Linked DNA regions of Homo sapiens: region 2 is linked to region 1. The links are chromatin loops, found by intact Hi-C in ENCODE. Cell type or tissue: GM12878. All regions are shown on one strand. Each heading gives the region's core, and the rest is flanking DNA. Links, peaks and the distances in the headings are about the cores only. Region 1 has its middle 150 kb from the start of MANEA-DT. Region 2 overlaps LOC107986543 (a long non-coding RNA gene).

The links. A loop is a pair of places that touch in the nucleus more often than their neighbours do. Peaks named below come from ENCODE experiments on the same cell type or tissue, not always from the same donor. Only the 100,000 strongest peaks of a DNase experiment are listed, where the experiment ranks them.
Region 2: a loop joins it to region 1, with 2.0 times the contacts of the local background. A loop is called at or near these places in 4 of 110 quality-filtered maps.

What each region holds. Positions count from the first base shown.
Region 1 is chr6:95,427,293-95,436,054 of GRCh38, reverse strand. No RefSeq gene overlaps it. Among named protein-coding and RNA genes, the nearest start is that of MANEA-DT, 150 kb to the left of the region's middle. In GM12878, for the core only: a CTCF peak has its summit at 4,244; a DNase peak (open chromatin) is centred at 4,205.
Region 2 is chr6:95,670,635-95,679,396 of GRCh38, reverse strand. All of the region lies in intron 2 of LOC107986543 (a long non-coding RNA gene), which reads right to left. Among named protein-coding and RNA genes, the nearest start is that of MANEA, 97 kb to the right of the region's middle. In GM12878, for the core only: no CTCF peak of the experiment used is centred there; no DNase peak of the experiment used is centred there.

The DNA.
Region 1 (8,762 bases), core at 2,208-7,207:
ATTGGGTGAATACTAAATATTTTATACATTTATATTTTCTTAATTATATATTGTAATACTTTCCATTTCATTCAATGATTACTTAGTATTTTATGTATGGATAATAAAATATACTTGATATTATGTTGAACCTTTAGGCTTTCTAATATTTCTCGTGATAAACAGTGCTGTAACGAGCATCCTTAAAAGTACTATTTGATCACATTAGTCTTGTATATTATTTTTATACAAATGAATTTTAAAATGCTGTAAAACACCTCTATATAATTATCTCAGTTTGAGGCTTTCATAGATGTTTCATTATCTATTTGTATATTTTAGTACCAGAATAACATTAGTTATATTATAGCTTCTCTATGATAAATTTTAGCATGTTTGTAACACAAGATCCTCATTATTATTTTTATTTTAATATGTACTATGCTTTCTCATCAATTTATGGTTTAATAAAATATTTAGAAATAGTTTTCAAAAATTTTAATGGTGATGTTAATTGGCATGTCTACTGCATAAATGTATCATGTATTTTTATTTCACTTGTTGACATGATAATTTTCATTTATCAGTGCTTTTTAATGTCAAAGTTTCATGTTAGGTTAATTCATCAAAAGTTGACATATTTGTTGCTATCATTAAAGTGTCTAATTTTAAATTTTATCTAATTTATTTTGAAATACTGGAAAAATGCTTATTAAATTTTTAATAGTTTATTGGTTGATTCTTCTGGGTTTGTTAGGAAATGTCAAATCATCTGTTAATATTAATGATGTTTTGTTCCAAGTCTTTTCTTGACTAGCACATAAAAAACACCGCTAAATGATGCAAAAGCTTTGGCTGTCTTGTTCTTGACTAAAATGGAAATGTATTTGATGTTTGAGCTGATGCAATTTGTTGCCTTTAATTTACTATAGAATTTTAACATATTTTATTATGTTAATAGATTTCTAAATATTAAACCGTTTTGCATTTCTAGATAAAAATGCTACTTTTCTTCAGTGTATTTAATATATTGCTAAACTCCACTTGCCAATGTTTTTTGAATAACATTTTCATCATTTGTTTGTATTCAGATTTCTTTTTTTTTTTTTTTTTGAGACGGAGTTTTGCTCTTGTTGCTCAGGCTGGAGTACAATGGCACGATCTCGGCTCACGGCAATCTCCGCCTCCCGAGTTCAAGCCATTCTCCAGCCTCAGCCTCCTGAGTAACCGGGATTACAGGTGCCCGCTGCCATGCCTGGCTAATTCTTCTATTTTTAGTAGATACGGGGTTTCACCATGTTGGCCAGGCTGGTCTTGAACTCCTGACCTCGTGATCCACCCGTCTTGGCCTCCCAAAGTGCTGGGATTACAGGCTTGAGCCACAGCATCCGGCCCTTTTCAGTACATTTTTTTTTTCTTTATTTTTTTGAGACGGAGTTTCTCTCTTGTTGTCCAGGCTGGAGTGCAATGGCACGATCTCAGCTCACCACAACCTCCGCCCCTCTCCCCCTACCCGGGTTCAAGCAATTCTCCTGCCTCAGCCTCCTGAGTAGCTGGGATTACGGGCGTCCACCACCACGCCCGGCTAATTTTTTGTATTTTTAGTAGAGGTGGGGTTTCACCAGGTTAGCCAGGCTGGTCTCGAACTCCAGACCTCAGGTGATCCACCCGACTCGGCCTCCCCAAGTGCTGGTATTACAGGCGTGAGCCACCGTGCCCAGCCCTTTCAATACATTCTTTATCCATTCTCCTTTTTGTCTTTGTTATTAGATACGTTTCAGCTTCATAAAAGCAGCTCATTCATTAAGGAATGTTGTACATATTAAAAAACACGAGAAGGCTAGAAGCGGTGGCTCACGCCTGTAATCCCAACACTTTGGGAGGCCAAGGCCAGTGGATCACGAGGTTAGAAGATAGAGACCATCCTGGCCAACATGGTGAAACCTCGTCTCTACTAAAAATACAAAAAAAATTAATTGGGCATGGTGGCAGGTGACTGTAGTCCCAGCTACCCGGGAGGCTAAGGCAGGAGAATCGCTTGAACCCTGGAGACTGAGGTTGCAGTGACTGAGATCGCACCACTGCACTACAGCCTGGCGACAGAGCAAGTCTCTGTCAAAAAAAAAAAACAAAAACAAAATACAAAAAGAAACATCAGAAATATAATGGATATAATGGACCCCATGTTGGATTGTTGGATTGGCCAGAAGGGCAGACGTATAGAAACCAGGGTAGGTCAGCTGTGGAAGAAGGAAGGGGTAGTAGGAGGACATGAATTGTTGTAGAATCAGTTCTGGGAGTAAGATGGACTGAAACTAGCAACTTAGATGATTACCATAGATAAGAGTTATAGGTGTAGCTAGATAAAATAGAGAGGAATATTGAGAGGCAGAAAGGCATAGACAGCCGCTATTAAACTGTGTTAAACCAGAAGTGGATTTGAAGAGTGCAAATCACTCAGAAGAGTCTCAAAACGAATACCATATATAACGGGTTTTGAACAGCCCTTGACAATGTCTAAAACCAATTTTGTTGAGGTTATAATTGACATACAAAAACTTGTATATATTTAATATATACAGCTTCTTGAGTTTGGAGATACATATACACCTGTGAAACCATCACTGCAATCTATGCCATGAACCTATCCATCTCTTCCAGAAGTTTTCTTCTATCATCTTTGTTAATTATGATGATGAAGTGATGATGATGATGATGATAAAGAACACTTAACATAAGGTATATCCTCTTAACAAATGTTTGGGTTTTTATTACAGTATTGTTTATTATAGACATTATGCTGTGCAGTAGATATCTAGGACTTACCTTGTGAAATTAAAACTTATAACCCTTGGCAAATACCTTCCCATTTCCCCCTGCCCCCAGCCCCTGGAAACCACCGTTCTAATATTTGCTTCTATGAATTTGACTATTGCAGATTCCTCATATAAATGGGATCACGCAATATTTGTCCTTTGGTGTTTGGTTTATTTCACCTAGCATTTTATTCTCCATGTTCATCTATGTTGTGGCAAATGGCAGTATTTCCTTCCTTTTTTAATGTTCAATGGTTCCTTCCTTTTTAAATATTCAATTGTGTGTATATATCATGTTTTCTGTATCCATTCATTCATCCATCCATGAACATTTAGGCTACTTCTACTTTTTGAATATTATAAATAGTGGTGCAGTGATTGGGAGGGCAGGTATCTCTTTGGGATACTGATTTCAATTCCTTTGGGTGTATACCTAGAAGTGCGATTGCTGGATCATATGGTAATTCTGTTTTTAAATTTCTGTGGAACCTAAGATAACAAGTGCTGGCAAGAATGTGGAGAAAAGGGAAACAAGGGAAACCTTGTACACTGCTGGTGAGAAAGTAAGGTGGTGTAGCCAATATAGAGAACACTCATGCTTAGTAAGCACTAAGTGGTTCGTAAACTCTATTTCTCTCCCTCGCCATATATATATATATATATATATATATATATATATATATATATATATATATATATATATATAAAATATCTTTAAATAAAATAGTAAATAATATTATTTATTATTATAGGGAATAGACTTTCCTCTGAAAGAAATTATTTCTGAATTTGATTAGGGCTCCTTAATTATATCTTAGAGTACAGCAAAGGGCTTTTATATGTTTGAAGACACTTGATTCAATGACATGCTAAGATTTGTCTATGTTATTTATAATGGGTGATACTTTTATTTCCAAAATTTGTTATCAAGTAAAGAACAATTACACAAATATACATCATTGAAAAGCAAATACATTTTGAAAAGTTTTAAACACCCAAGAAAAATTTTAAACAACTTTTTTTCTCCCCATTATTTGATAATATTTTTGATTTAGTATTTTCTACAATTTCTTTATATTGATTACCAAATTTGTTTGCTGATAAGAAGTGACAGGTGTTGTTTAAATCAGGTGCAAAATGTTTAAAGTTTCACATTTATGAAAAAAACATTCAGTTGGGAAAAAGATAAAAACAGAACACATTTACAATATAGAAATATTTGTCGGGTCCTGTTGTGATTTTTTAAAGTCCAATTATGAGGGCACTATGTTGTGTTAACCATTTTAGTATAAGTTAGTTGTATCTAGATGTTTAACCCTCCCTTTCCCCATCTGACACAAACTGTGATGATCACATTATATAGAACAGTCTGTGTTACCACTTCACTACAGGTAGAATTTTATTTAGGATATGATTTTAATTTTCCTGTAGAGTGCTGCCCCACTGTGGACAGATTAGGAATCACTGAAGCCTGACAAGTAATTACTTTTTGCAAATACTGTCTTTATTAAATCTCCCGTACAAATATTCCTTACATGTAATACCTGCATAAAGAAATATCCACCCAATGGTTACAAAAAATGTTGTAAAATTTGATATCTTCTCAGAGAACTACTTAAATATAAATAGGCCTTTTCTGAGTTACAAAATCTAAAAACTTTGCTTCATAAAATGTTTCTAAGGCATCAAACTGGAGTAGTAGAAAGACAAATTAACTTTTAAAGTCATAATCTCTTCTCAAGCCATTAAGCACATTTAATCTGTGCCACTACAAATTTTGGATATTGCCTATTGTTATCACAAACTAATATTTTCACATTCAGTTTTGTTTTTACATTATCTTGATTGATTTTAAGGCAGCCAGTATTGAACCTAAATAGTGAAGATGATGAATTTAGTTAAATTATTATGGCTGATTTCATCAGAGTTCATTGTGTAAAAATTTGACACTAGTGATAGAAATTATGATAATTGAATAAATTACAATGAGGTCATTAATTCATTTTATTTTTAATACATCTATGTGTTTATTCATAGCATCAACATAATTTTCCTCAGATTATAAAAGCATGTGCAACTAGTCTGTCTAAATCACCTCTTCTTTGAAAGTTAAAGCCATATTATAGAATTGTGACTTTTAGTCTTCACAATCTATTCTTCATCCAACATAGCTCTGCAACCTTTAGTTATAGATGTAAAAATTATTTTCCTCTTCACTCACCTTTTATTATTATTATTATTATCTATATTTGTAGGTCACAAAGATCTTATATAGTGTGGCATAGTGAAGGTAAGTTTGGGCAGAAAGTTAGAAAACTAGAACTTGGTCCTATGTGTGCCACCAATTAGGTGTGCATGCTCTTGAATTTCATTTAAAAGTGTGTTGTAATCTTCATCTCTCATCAGAGGATATTAGACTATGTAATTTTCTAGACTCTTTTTCAAATTATCTAAATTAGAAATTGTTTCTCTTGCAGTTTGGGTTCATTTAATTTGATTCAAATCAATTCAACTCACATCCATTCAATTTAGTTGTATTTGAATCAAAGAGTATTTATTACAACTTTCTATAGACACAGTCCTGCTATGAGCGCTGTACAGCCAGGGAACTCCTCTGTGAGGTGGGGGAATGAAAAAAGATTTGTAATGACTGATTTGTGACTTCAAAGTCCTCACTTTTCTCCCATTGATTTTTACTATAATTAGTGAAGTTAACCTCAAGAAATCATAAAGTCAGAAAAAGTCATCTTTGGCATGTCTTCTTTCTTCTAACTAGGTTCTCAAATAGATAAGTGTGTCCTCATTTTGAACCCAGGCCTCCCAGCACCTTTTTTTTTTTCTAAGCAAAGCTCTGTGCTGTTCTAATACGTGTCTTTCTTCACCTTCTCTCTGTTACACCAGCCACATTCTTTCATTTTCTTTGTGTCTCAGCTAACTTTGTTGTTGGGTGTGACACTAATAAAATTCTAAATCAGAAATACATAATAAATCACCAACTTACTGAAGACTTTCTCCCACACTCTTTGTCCTAATAAATGTTCCATCTCTGGTAACTGCAATGACTCGCTCATTGCCTGCACTGTACTTTTTTTCGTGGTTCACAAAGAAGCCAAGAGGGCAGAGAATGGCATACGCTAAACTCATATACTTCAACTCTAAGTCTTGCGTTTGCTTCCATTCTAGTTTCTTTTAATGAGTTAATTTGTTCCTTACTTTTCAGTAATCCTGCTTTCACAAAGATGCTGCCTTCAAGATACTCTCTTACAGTAACTAATACACACTTCTCTCATAAAAATATTCTGCGGAAAATAAGCAGCAAACAAATAAAAAATTCTAAAATAAACTTAATGCATTCTGTTTTCTTCCTCCTCAGCTCAACAAGACTGCAGCTCACTGCTTGAGTTCCACCTTCCTAAACCAGGGTGGAAAATGTTCCTAAGAAGGTGGCCAGGGTGAGAGTGCTGCTCACTTCATTTGTTTCCTTAAGTTCAAGGATCAGAGTCTGGGTATTTTTTTGTCCAATAACTGAACAAAAAGGTTTTTTATGTTCACATATTTGGTTCAGTTTTAAAATTGTTTACAGTGGAAAAGCAAGTGTCTTCAGTCATTTTCCCTCATGAATGGAAATCCATAGTATTTACATGACAGTTTGTTTACAGGTGAATTTAGTAAAGGTAGCTGTATTAGTCTGTTCTCACACTACTAATGAAGACATACCTGAGACTGTGTAATTTATAAAGGAAGGAGGTTTAATTGACTCACAGTTCCACAGGGATGAGAAGGCCTCAGGAAGCTTGTAATCATGGTGGAAGGGGATGCAAACACATCCTTCTTCATATGGCAGCAGCAAGGAGAAGTACAGAGCAAAAGGGGGAAAAGGCTCTTATACAACCATCAGATCTTGTGAGAACTCACTCACTATCATGAGAACAGCATGGAGGTACATGGAGGTAATGGGCTCCCATGATTCAATTACCTCCCACTGGTCCCTCCCATTACACATGGGGATTATGGGGACTACAATTGAAGGTGAGATTTTATGAGATTTGAATGGGGACACAGCCAAACCATATCATTCCACTACTGACCCCCCCCAAATCTCTTGTCCTCACAGTTCAAAACGTAATCATGCCCTCCAACAATCCCCTAAAGTCTTAACTCATTCCGGCATTAACTCAAAAGTCCAAGTCCAAAGTCTTATCTGAGACAAGGCAAGTCCCTTCCACCTATGAGTCTATAAAATCAAAAGCAAGTTAGTCACTTCCTAGATACAATGAAGGTACAGGCATTGGGTGAATGCATCTGTACTAAATGGGAGAAATCGGACAAAACAAAGAGGCTACAGGACCCATGCAAATTCAAAATCCAATAGGATGGTCCTTAAACTTTCAATTTCCAAAATGATCTCCTTTAACTCCATGTCTTATATCCAGGACATGCTGATGCAAGAGTTAGGCTCCCACAGCCTTGGGCAGCTTTGTCCTTGTGGCTTTCCAGGGTACAGGCCCCCTCCTGTCTGCTTTCATGGGCTGGTGTTGAGTGTCTGTGGCTTTTCCAGGTGCACAGTGGCCCACTCTTGCAGCAAACTTCTGCCTGGACATCTAGGAGTTCCATACATCCTCTGCTATCTAGGTGTAGGTTCCCAAACCTCAATTATTGATTTCTGTGCACCTGCAGGCTGAACACCATGGGAAGCTGCCAAGGCTTGGGGCTTGCACCCTCTGTAGCCAAGGCTTGAACTGTACCCAGGCCACTTTTAGCAGTGGCTGGCACAGCTGGGATACAGGGCACCAAGTTCCTAGGCTGCACACAGGAGGGTGAGCCCAGCCCACAAAACCATTTTTTCCTCCTAGGCCTTGGGCTTATGATGGGAGGGGCTTCCATGAAGGTCTGTGACATACTCTGGAGACATTTTTCCCATTGCCTTGGTAATTAACATTTCATTTCTTGTTATGCAAATTTCATAGCAGGCTTGAATTTCTCCCCAGAAAAATGGGATTTTCTTTTCTATTCTATTGTCAGGCTGCACATTTTTCAAACTTTTATATTCTGCTTCCTCTTGAATGCTTTGCTGCTTAGAAATTTATTCTTCCAGATACCCTAAATCATCTCTCTCAAGTTTAAAGTTTCACAGATGACTAGGGAAGGGACAAAATGCTGCCAGTCTCTATGCTAAAGCATAGCAAGAGTCACCTTTGCTCCAGTTGCCAACAAGTTCCTCATCTCCGTCTGAGACCACCTCAGCCTGGACTTTACTGTCCATATCACTATCAGAATTTTGGTCAAAGCCATTCAACAAGTTTCTAGGAAGTTCCAAACTTTCCCACATCTTCTTGTCTTCTTCTGAGCCCTCCAAACTGTTCCAGCCTCTGCCTGTTACCCAGTTCCAAAGTCACTTCCACATTTTTGGGTATCTTTATAGCAGCATCCCACTCTACCAGTGCCAATTTACTATATTAGTCCATTCTCACACTGCTAATAAAGACATACCTAAGACTGGGTAATTTATAAAGGAAAGAGTTTTAATTGACTCACAGTTCTGCAGGGTTGGAGAGGCCTCAGGAAACTTAAAATCATGCAGAAAAGGAAGCAAACACATCCCTCTTCACAAGGCGGCAGCAAGGAGAAGTGCAGATCAAAGTAGGGGGAAAACCCCTTATAAAACCATCAGATCTTGTGAGAACTCACTCACTATTACGAGAACAGCATGGACATAACCACCCCTGACATTCAATTACCTCCCACTGTGCCCCTTCCATGACTCGTGGGGATTGTGGGAACTATAATTCAAGATGAGATTTGGGTGGGAAAACGGCCACACCATATCATTAGCCGTATGGTCAATAACTGTACAATGTTAGAGTAATTCCCAAAAAAAATAGTTTCAAATATATTTTCTTTTTGAAAACCAAAAAAAAAAAAAATTCTAAATTAAGTCTAGTTAAGACATCTTGATGTTTCACTGTT
Region 2 (8,762 bases), core at 1,573-6,572, 240 kb before region 1:
ACTTCTTCGGTTTCCTAGAATATAATTCTTCAGAATCTGGAAACTTGGATTAATGTGAAGTAACTAGGGACTACTTCATACCACTTTCACGTACTATCTCAGGCAGCAACATCTTCTTTACATTGTTTAACATTTTTTAGTTTGGGGATAATTTTCTTTACTCTAGAAAAGATGCATTGGTTATTCTTCCTTCTATCATTTGTACTAATAATACCATTTTCACCAAACAATATGTCTGCTCGTTTCTTCTTACCTCTTTATAAGTATCTTTAGAAAGCTATGTATTAATTGTCTTCTACAGAAATAGGTTGGTTTTGTGGCATCAAGAAGACATAGGTGTGAATCATAATATTGTTTTATTCATCAGTTTCTGCAAATTTCTTACTTTCTAGAAGCTGTCTTTTCTTCGTTTGTAATTCTAAGAAAAGATAATGTATAACACAAATTTGTAATAAGAACTAAAGGGTCACATAATGTAAATATAAAGCTATTATTATTATTATTATTATTTGAGACAGATCCTTGCTCTGTCACCCAGGCTGGAGTGCAGTGGCACGATCTTGGCTTTCTGCAACCTACGCCTCCCAGGTTAAAGTGATTCTCGTGCCTCAGCCTCCTGAGTAGCTGGGATTACAGGCACACACCACCATACCTGGCTAATTTTTGTGTTTTTAGTAGAGACAGGGCTTCGCCATGTTAGCCAGGCTGGTCTTGAACTCCTGACCTCAGGTGATCCACCCATGTCGGCCACCCAAAATGCTGGGATTACAGGCGTGAGCCACTGCACCCAGTGTAAATATAAAGCTTTAGCACAATGTTTGGCACATACTATACGTAAACATTCTTAATTTCACCAAGAAGTCACAAGTTCAGTTTATACTATGCTTTTGGGGAGTAATGATCATGTGTCTGGACTGATCATGTCTCTACTCTCTGAGAAGCAGTTGTTGAGATAGAGTTAGGTGCAAGGAATTTATTGGCATGGCGGCAGAGCAAAGTGCAGAGGAGACATGCAAAAGAAGCCTTCAGAGCCAGAAAAAAAAGAAAAAGAAAAGGAACGTCTTAGACTAAGATACAGATCTGTCAAAGTCTCTTCTGGCAAAGGGGCTTTGAAGCGAAGTTGCTCATTAGAGAAGACCCACAATGGACAGCCTGACTCTGGTACCTCTGCCACACTCATCGTTGGCTGGGGAAGTCCAAAAAGAGCTCAGTCTTGATTCAGAAGTTAGATGTTGGAGTTAGACACCATCAGCCAACTTCACTCTTTGCAGCCAAAGAGCAAATCTTTCTTAAAGAGAGATCCAAGTGGCACTCCTCATGCTGCCACGTTGGGCTGTAGGGCAAAACTACATTGTTCATACAAACATGACTTCCCCACTTACTAACTGGGGGTTTGTAAGAAAGGTATGGAATCTCTCTGTGCTTCAGCTTCCTTGTCTATAAAGCAAGAAAAATAACAGTAGCTTCCATAGAGTTGTTGTGCAGGTTAAATTAAATAATGTATATAAGGTACTTAGAATAGTAATTGGAACACAACAGAGACTCAATAAACATTTGCTATTATAACTGGCATAGTCTTACATTTTGCCACTGCCATAAATTTATTCTTGCCTTCTTATATCCCTTCTTTCATCTTTTGTGTATATCCTGATAAAGCAAATAACATCAACACTGAGCAAACGTACGGCTTTTTTTTTTTTATTTTTCTCTTTCTCTCATTTCTCATTGTTCACAATTATCAGTCCAGGTAATTGCACTTATTAGTATTTCTGTTAATAATCCTCCTTAGTATAGGTAAGAAGAGAGTCTAAGTGAGATTTTCATGCCATAACCTTGCAGAGTAGATGTATTCATTCCACAGTACGAATAAAATAAGCTTCTTTGAGGGCAAATCATAATCACTATATGCTATATCCTTTGTGGATAAAAGGAGCTATTTTATATCCATCAAAGTTGAAATGAGGTTTAGTTTAGTGGACCAGAAAAATATTACCTGTTTTGACATAAATAGAATAGAACAATTCCAAAGAAATCCAATTTTGAACAGCACTGCATGCAGGGATTACAAAGTTTGAGAAGATCTGAGTGTTCTGAATGCTTCTTGTTGTCTAATGTGCTCTCCTAAGATTAGCCAAGCATATTATGTGAAGATGAACCAGACTTATCTTTGTGCTCTTTCAATTTTCTAACAAATGAAAATTTAATCACGATCTATTATATTCACAGAGTCCCTAATCTATTCCAGTAATCTGAATTATTTTGGGTATATTATTTTGTAAAATGATAGTACTCCTTTACAGCAATCCTAGGGCCACTATTATTATTCATACTTAGAAACAAATCACAGGCTAAAAGCTATGGCTATAGAAAAGAAACTGAATTTTATTCACTAGCTTGTCTGATGACGATTTTTTGTTTTCTAAAATTTCATTTTTTGTCATGTCATAATGACAGCATGACATGTAGAAAAGTAATGAATCTGAGTGCTATCCTCATAATACAGAAATTGTAACTCTTCAAGATATCATATGATATCAAATGATATCATAACAATCAGTTACTCACTAATAAATATTTATTGTCATACTTATTTTGTGGCTAGGCTATTTCTAGATATGATGGTATAGAAATGAACAATTCAAATGTGATTCATTCTCTAGCTTAAAATTTTTCATTATAATTAAAATAAGATTCTTACATTGCCTATGAGGATAAATTAATACTTGAGTCTGTGCCTATGTGTATGAGCTCAAGTCATACTAGATCCTCTGAGCTTACTCTGCTCCAGGCACACTGTTCTACTGCCCTTCTTTTTGTTTCTTGGACAACATCTTAATCTCCTCCTTTGACTCAGACCATTTGCACTAGCTGTTAGGTCTATCTGATATGCCCTTCCCTCAGATATTATGGTTTCTTCTCATCATTCAGATCTCAAGTCAAAGAGTGACCTCACAGAGTCTCTGGCCTAAAATAGTTCCTAGCGCCACTCTCCAATTACCATCTATCCCTTAATACTGACTGTTTCACTTCTTATCCAAATTAATTGCTATTGGAAATTATTTATTTTCAAATATTTATTGCCTTTTTCAAGTGTTCACAGCTTTTCTGATTTTATGACTGCATTTGACAGCCACATCCCACATTTTATTCCCTGCCTCCAGGACCCTGCCATGGCTCTGGGTCACCTTTTTCTTAGTTGATTTATAGCACTAAGTACTCTTTGTATGGTAATGATCTTTGTATTTTACTGTTCCCTAGCACAAATATGTAGGCTACTTGAGAATAGAAACCAAACATTGCCATTCACAGATGTAGCTCCTGGAAAAATACACAGCACACAGTAGCAGTTTCTCAAAAATATTCATTGAGCAAATTAACAAATTCACTAATTTTAAAATTTGTACAATATTGACTACTTAATTACCACATGTTATTCTGACTGTTTCACAGAAGTAAAGAAAAAACCACATATGCTTAATCTACCTTCTCCCTTTTTAAATGAGTGTTACACTCCTACTGTAAAACTATCAGTGCCACATACTGTTTTTCAAGCCACTTTTCAGTTCTGGCATATCAAGTGTTCTACTTTTAGGTCTGCCTATAGAAAGCAAGTAGGAAGAGATACAAAAGTTTTGCATACTATCATTTGAAATTTCTATTCTATTTCACATCATTCTCTTAAATTAATTATAAAGCAAACTTCTGACATTTCATAGAAATGAGCTCATTTACTTATATGGATAAGAGGATGAAAGAAGGTTTATAATAATTTTTACATTATTATTTGTATCTCTGACTTATGTGTACAACCATTTTAATATATACGCCTTCTGTTAACAAAGAGCAGATTGAATTTCTTCCAACAATGATGTAAAATTACCTCCAACATTGAATATAGCTCTTCAATCTTATGAAACCAAATTATTTCTTAATTTCTCAAAGAGAAGATGCATGCTTATTACTTATTACACAAAATTAGATCATTCCTCTGATTCAGAGAGACTTATAAAGTTGATATGGTTTGGCTGTGTCCCCACCCAAATCTCAACTTGAATTGTATCTCCCAAAATTCCCACGTGTTATGGAAGGGACCCAGGGGGAGGTAATAGAATCATGAGGGCCAGTCTTTCCCATGCTATTCTTGTGATAATGAATAACTCTCATGAGCTGTGATGGGTTTATCAGGGATTTCCACTTTTGCTTCTTCCTCATTTTCTTTTGCTGCCACCATTTAAGTGCCTTTTGCCGCCACCATGTAAGTGCCTTTTGCCTCCCGCCATGATTCTAAGGCCTCCCCAGCCATGTGGAACTGTAAGTCCAATTAAACCTCTTTTTCTTCCCAGTCTCAGAAGTGTCTTTATCAGCAGTGTGAAGACAGACTAATACAGGAGTATATTTGGATAAGAATAATAGAACACCTGAAAACATAATTATATGCACAAGACAAAACAAATCTGTTCTTTGATGATGGTTATTTTCATCAGAGTTATATTTCAAAAAAAATTTAAATCTTCAAATACTTATAAGAAAAATAAAATAAAATAGACCATTACTTATAGCTACAACCTATGCCATTTGGGGTAACTTTCCCATATATCAATAGAGTTAGCCAAAATAAAAACATTATTACTTGATTCATTAGCTTAACATTGTACAAAGACATATAATTCAGCCTTTAGATTCAAATGTTCTTCTATGTGTAGTTAAAATATATATTGATAACATGAATTTCAGAAATAAGATTAAATAACCATTAAACTGGGCTAAGTAAAGGCATTGTAGTCTACAATTGCATTAGAATTAGGATCATGATTTTTTAAAAACATTAAACTAGTTCATCATAACATAAAAGGACATGCATTTTTAATTTGGCTCAGGATGTTATTTTTTACAACATATTCTTTACTCAAGAATTATGTTCTCAAGAGCACAGTAAATTTTATGCTCCAGAAAAGATGTGCGTTAGCATTGCTTTTGCTTTCTATTGCTTTTATCAAAGCAGTCCAGGCAAGTGGAACTGAAATTAATGCAAGAGAGAAAAATCAGCATCATTCAATGAAAATTTTCATGCAACACGGTCTGTGGTGTTTTTCTAGCAATCTAGGGTGAAATGGACAGTGTTTTCCATTTTAACTGTTCTTTCAATATTGGCCTTTGATACTACATGAAGAGATACACTCTAGTGACTGACAATCAGAGTTGCCCAAATATTAGTAGCAACTTGTGTTTATATTTCACAGTGGTAGCACCGTGTGTTTATATGTCAAAAAGTTTTTTACATACTGAGGTAGTCTGAGATTTTTATGGAAATTCCTCCAATACAGAAAATGATGTGCAAACCATAATGTCAATTGGTCATGTGCAATCACTTAACTTGGACAGTGCTATTTTACAAGGAGGATGGACTCAAGGGCATACTGGGAAGAGGAGGGAATGATCTAGAAAAAAAAAGGACAGGATGGATACAGCTGTAGAATGCTACAATGAACAAAAAAATTAAAAAATGGTACATGGGCTAGACTATATCTAAGTCAGAGTCCTACAACAAATACAGGCTCACTTCTTATTGCTTTCCTCATTTTCCTTATATTTATTTGTCATAATAAATCTGTGTTTTTTTGGCATCATTTTATTCTTTTAATTTTTTAAAACTAGTACAAGCATTAGTTCCAGCAAGAGGCTCTTTGGCTTCCTGACTTCACAAGAGCAAAGATAGTCTTTTAGGACTGAAAATAATGACTTCTGGGATGTCTTACATTGACAATTTCAATATTAAATTAGTTAAAACAAACAAAAAAAACCATGGCAGAAATGTTAGTTTAGGAGCAAGTGAGAGCATAGAATAAATGAGACAACACCTCTCTCAACACAAGCATGATGCAAGTTGTCAAGAGGACAGGGAGGATGCAGCCAGGCTCTGCTACCACAGTGAGGGAATTTCCCTCCTATAATGCACCCCAGGAGATATCATTAGTATATAAGACTTCTAAAGGTTCATAATTATGAGAAGAGTCCTTTTAGAAAACAAAACAAAAACAAATTAACAAACAAAACAATTAGCCACATTATAATTATGATGCTTTTTCTATGCTATGTTTGTATTTTGAAGATATCTCTGTGACATACACATTTGTCCTATGGTGAGCTCAGTTCAGCTGATGTGTCAGTTCATGGTCTAAAAATTCAAGTCTATCTGATGGGTGAAGTACGACCATAATTAAAGCAGCATGAGAGATGAAAATTGAGCCTATATTAAAACTGATTATCTTTACCCTTCTACAACCCATGCTCTAGGTTTTCATGTAATTTTCAAGTACATAAGGATATTAAAGTCAGATCATAAAACTAGTAAGTTATGAAGCCAGAAATTTGCATCTATAACTGTGACTCTTAAAGTTTTTCCCTTTATATTACCTCATGTCTTACTATTAGAACCAAGTGCTTAGCATTTGGGGGGTACATGGACCCCCTAAAGTAAGTAGTAAAATTGCACTTCCTGGAAAAATTCACATGCTTTTTATTCCTGAAAATATGCCATGCAATGTAAGAGGTTCACAATTACCTATATAGTAAGAGTAATAATTGGTTCAAAATGAGAGCCTCTTATGAGGGGTCAAAACGAAGGCTTTATTTACTTTTCTGGAGACCATATATATATATATTTTGAGACGGAGTCTTTCTCTGTCACCCAGGCTAGAGTGCAGTGGTACAATCTCGCCTCACTGCAACCTCCACCTCCTGGGTTCAAGCAATTCTCCTGACTCAGCCTCCTGAGTAGCTGGGATTACAGGTATGTGCCACCATGCCCAGCTAATTTTTGTATTTTTAGTAGAAACAGGGTTTCACCATGTTGGTTAGGCTGGTTTCGAACTCCTGATCTCATGATCCTCCCACCTCGGCCTCCCAAAGTGCTGGGATTACAGGCATGAGCCACCACTCCCAGCCAGGAGGCCACAAATTTTTTTTAATTATGTTGCATTCACAAAAGAAAAGGAAGATTAATAAGGCTTATCTTAAGGGACATATTATATTATAAACTAAAGGTCAACAAGAGAACAGTAAGAGCAATCATTGTGGTCTTTTGTGACTAGAACAGAAATTTAAGTTTAATATACCTTCTCCCTTCAAAGGCCTGCATTTTAAAATAATCATTGTCTGTTCAGCCAATATGATAATATTTTGCTTTACTACTTACATTACTGATATTTTAGTGTTCTCTTTTTCTGTTGTTTTCCTTTAGAAACAGTAATGTCAAAAGAATGATGTGTTTGGATGATACAATGTATGTGATTGAGAAGCTTTAAAATAACGTAATTTAAAACACAAAATGGAACAGTAATTTTCATATTCGTTACAGCTTCATGTTAATACAATTCTACCCTAGATTTCTGGATCTAGAATGCTCAACGTTTGATTCTATGGGCATAATCTCAAATCACCAAAGCCTTGGATACTTTCCTATTTTATATTATTTCAGCTTTTTTTTAAATTCAATAATGTGATTATTGAACCAACTAGGAGAAAAGCACAAATAAACCATCTTTTAAAACAAAATTCTGTAAGTCTGTAAAATCCACCATGCTATACGTCAGCTTTCAGAAGCCATCAAGTACGCTAAAATCAGATTGTTTTGATCTAAGCTACAGTATTTCTACCCTTAAGAAATACAGGAATCTACTTTTCTGCCAAGTAGTGAATCTCCTTTTCTGCCAAAGAGTGATCTCCCTCCCATCTCACGTAGCAGTCGCGGAACTAAGTGTCACGTTAATGTGGGAGTGTGCACCTTCTCTTGGAAACAGTAAAAGTTACAGAGTTTTCCTGAGCACAGGTGGGGCAGTAGTAAGAACAAGCAGAAAGTGAGGAAATTTGGAAGGCTCATGAGACTCAATGATAAATGCATAAAATTACTTTGTAAATTGTAAATTATTATTGCCATATTAAATTTTCCATTTTCTTATTGCTATTGCTATTACTACTATCACGGCTACTACAGTTAATATTGAGGTTCCATAGACCGTGAATCTGAAAAGTCCTATTTGTTCATGAGAAAAGGTGTAGTACTGTGTCCGGAATTGGTGGGTTCTTGGTATCACTGAGTTAAAGAAGGAAGCCGCAGACCCTCCAGGAGAGTGTTAACAGTTCTTAAAGGCGGCACGTCCCGAGTTTGTTCCTTCTGATGTTCGGATGTGTTCGAAGTTTCTTCCTTCTGATGGGTTCTTGGTCTGGCTAGCTCAGGAGTGAAGCTGCAGACCTTCGTGGTGAGTGTTACAGCTCATAAAGGCAGTGCGGACCCAAAGAGTGAGCAGCAGCAAGATTTATTACAAACAGCGAAAGAACAAAGCTTCCACACTGCGGAAGGGGATCCCAGTGAGTTGCCACTGCTGGCTCCTGCAGCCTGCTTTTATTCCCTTATCTGTCCCCACCCACACCCTCCTGATCGGCCCATTTTACAGAGAGCTGATTGGTCTGTTTTACAGAGAGCTGATTGGTCCATTTTGACAGGGTGCTGATTGGTGCCTTTACAATCCCTGAGCTAGACACAAAAGTTCTCCAAGTCCCCACTAAGATTAGCTAGACACAGAGCACTGATTGGTGCATTTACAAACCTTGAGCTAGACACAGCATGCTGATTGGTGTATTTATAAACCTTGAGCTAGACACAGAGTGCTGACTGGTGTATTTACAATCCCTTAGCTAGACATAAAGGTTCTCCAAGTCCCCACCTTATTAGCCAGATACAGAGTGCTGATTGGTGCATTCAC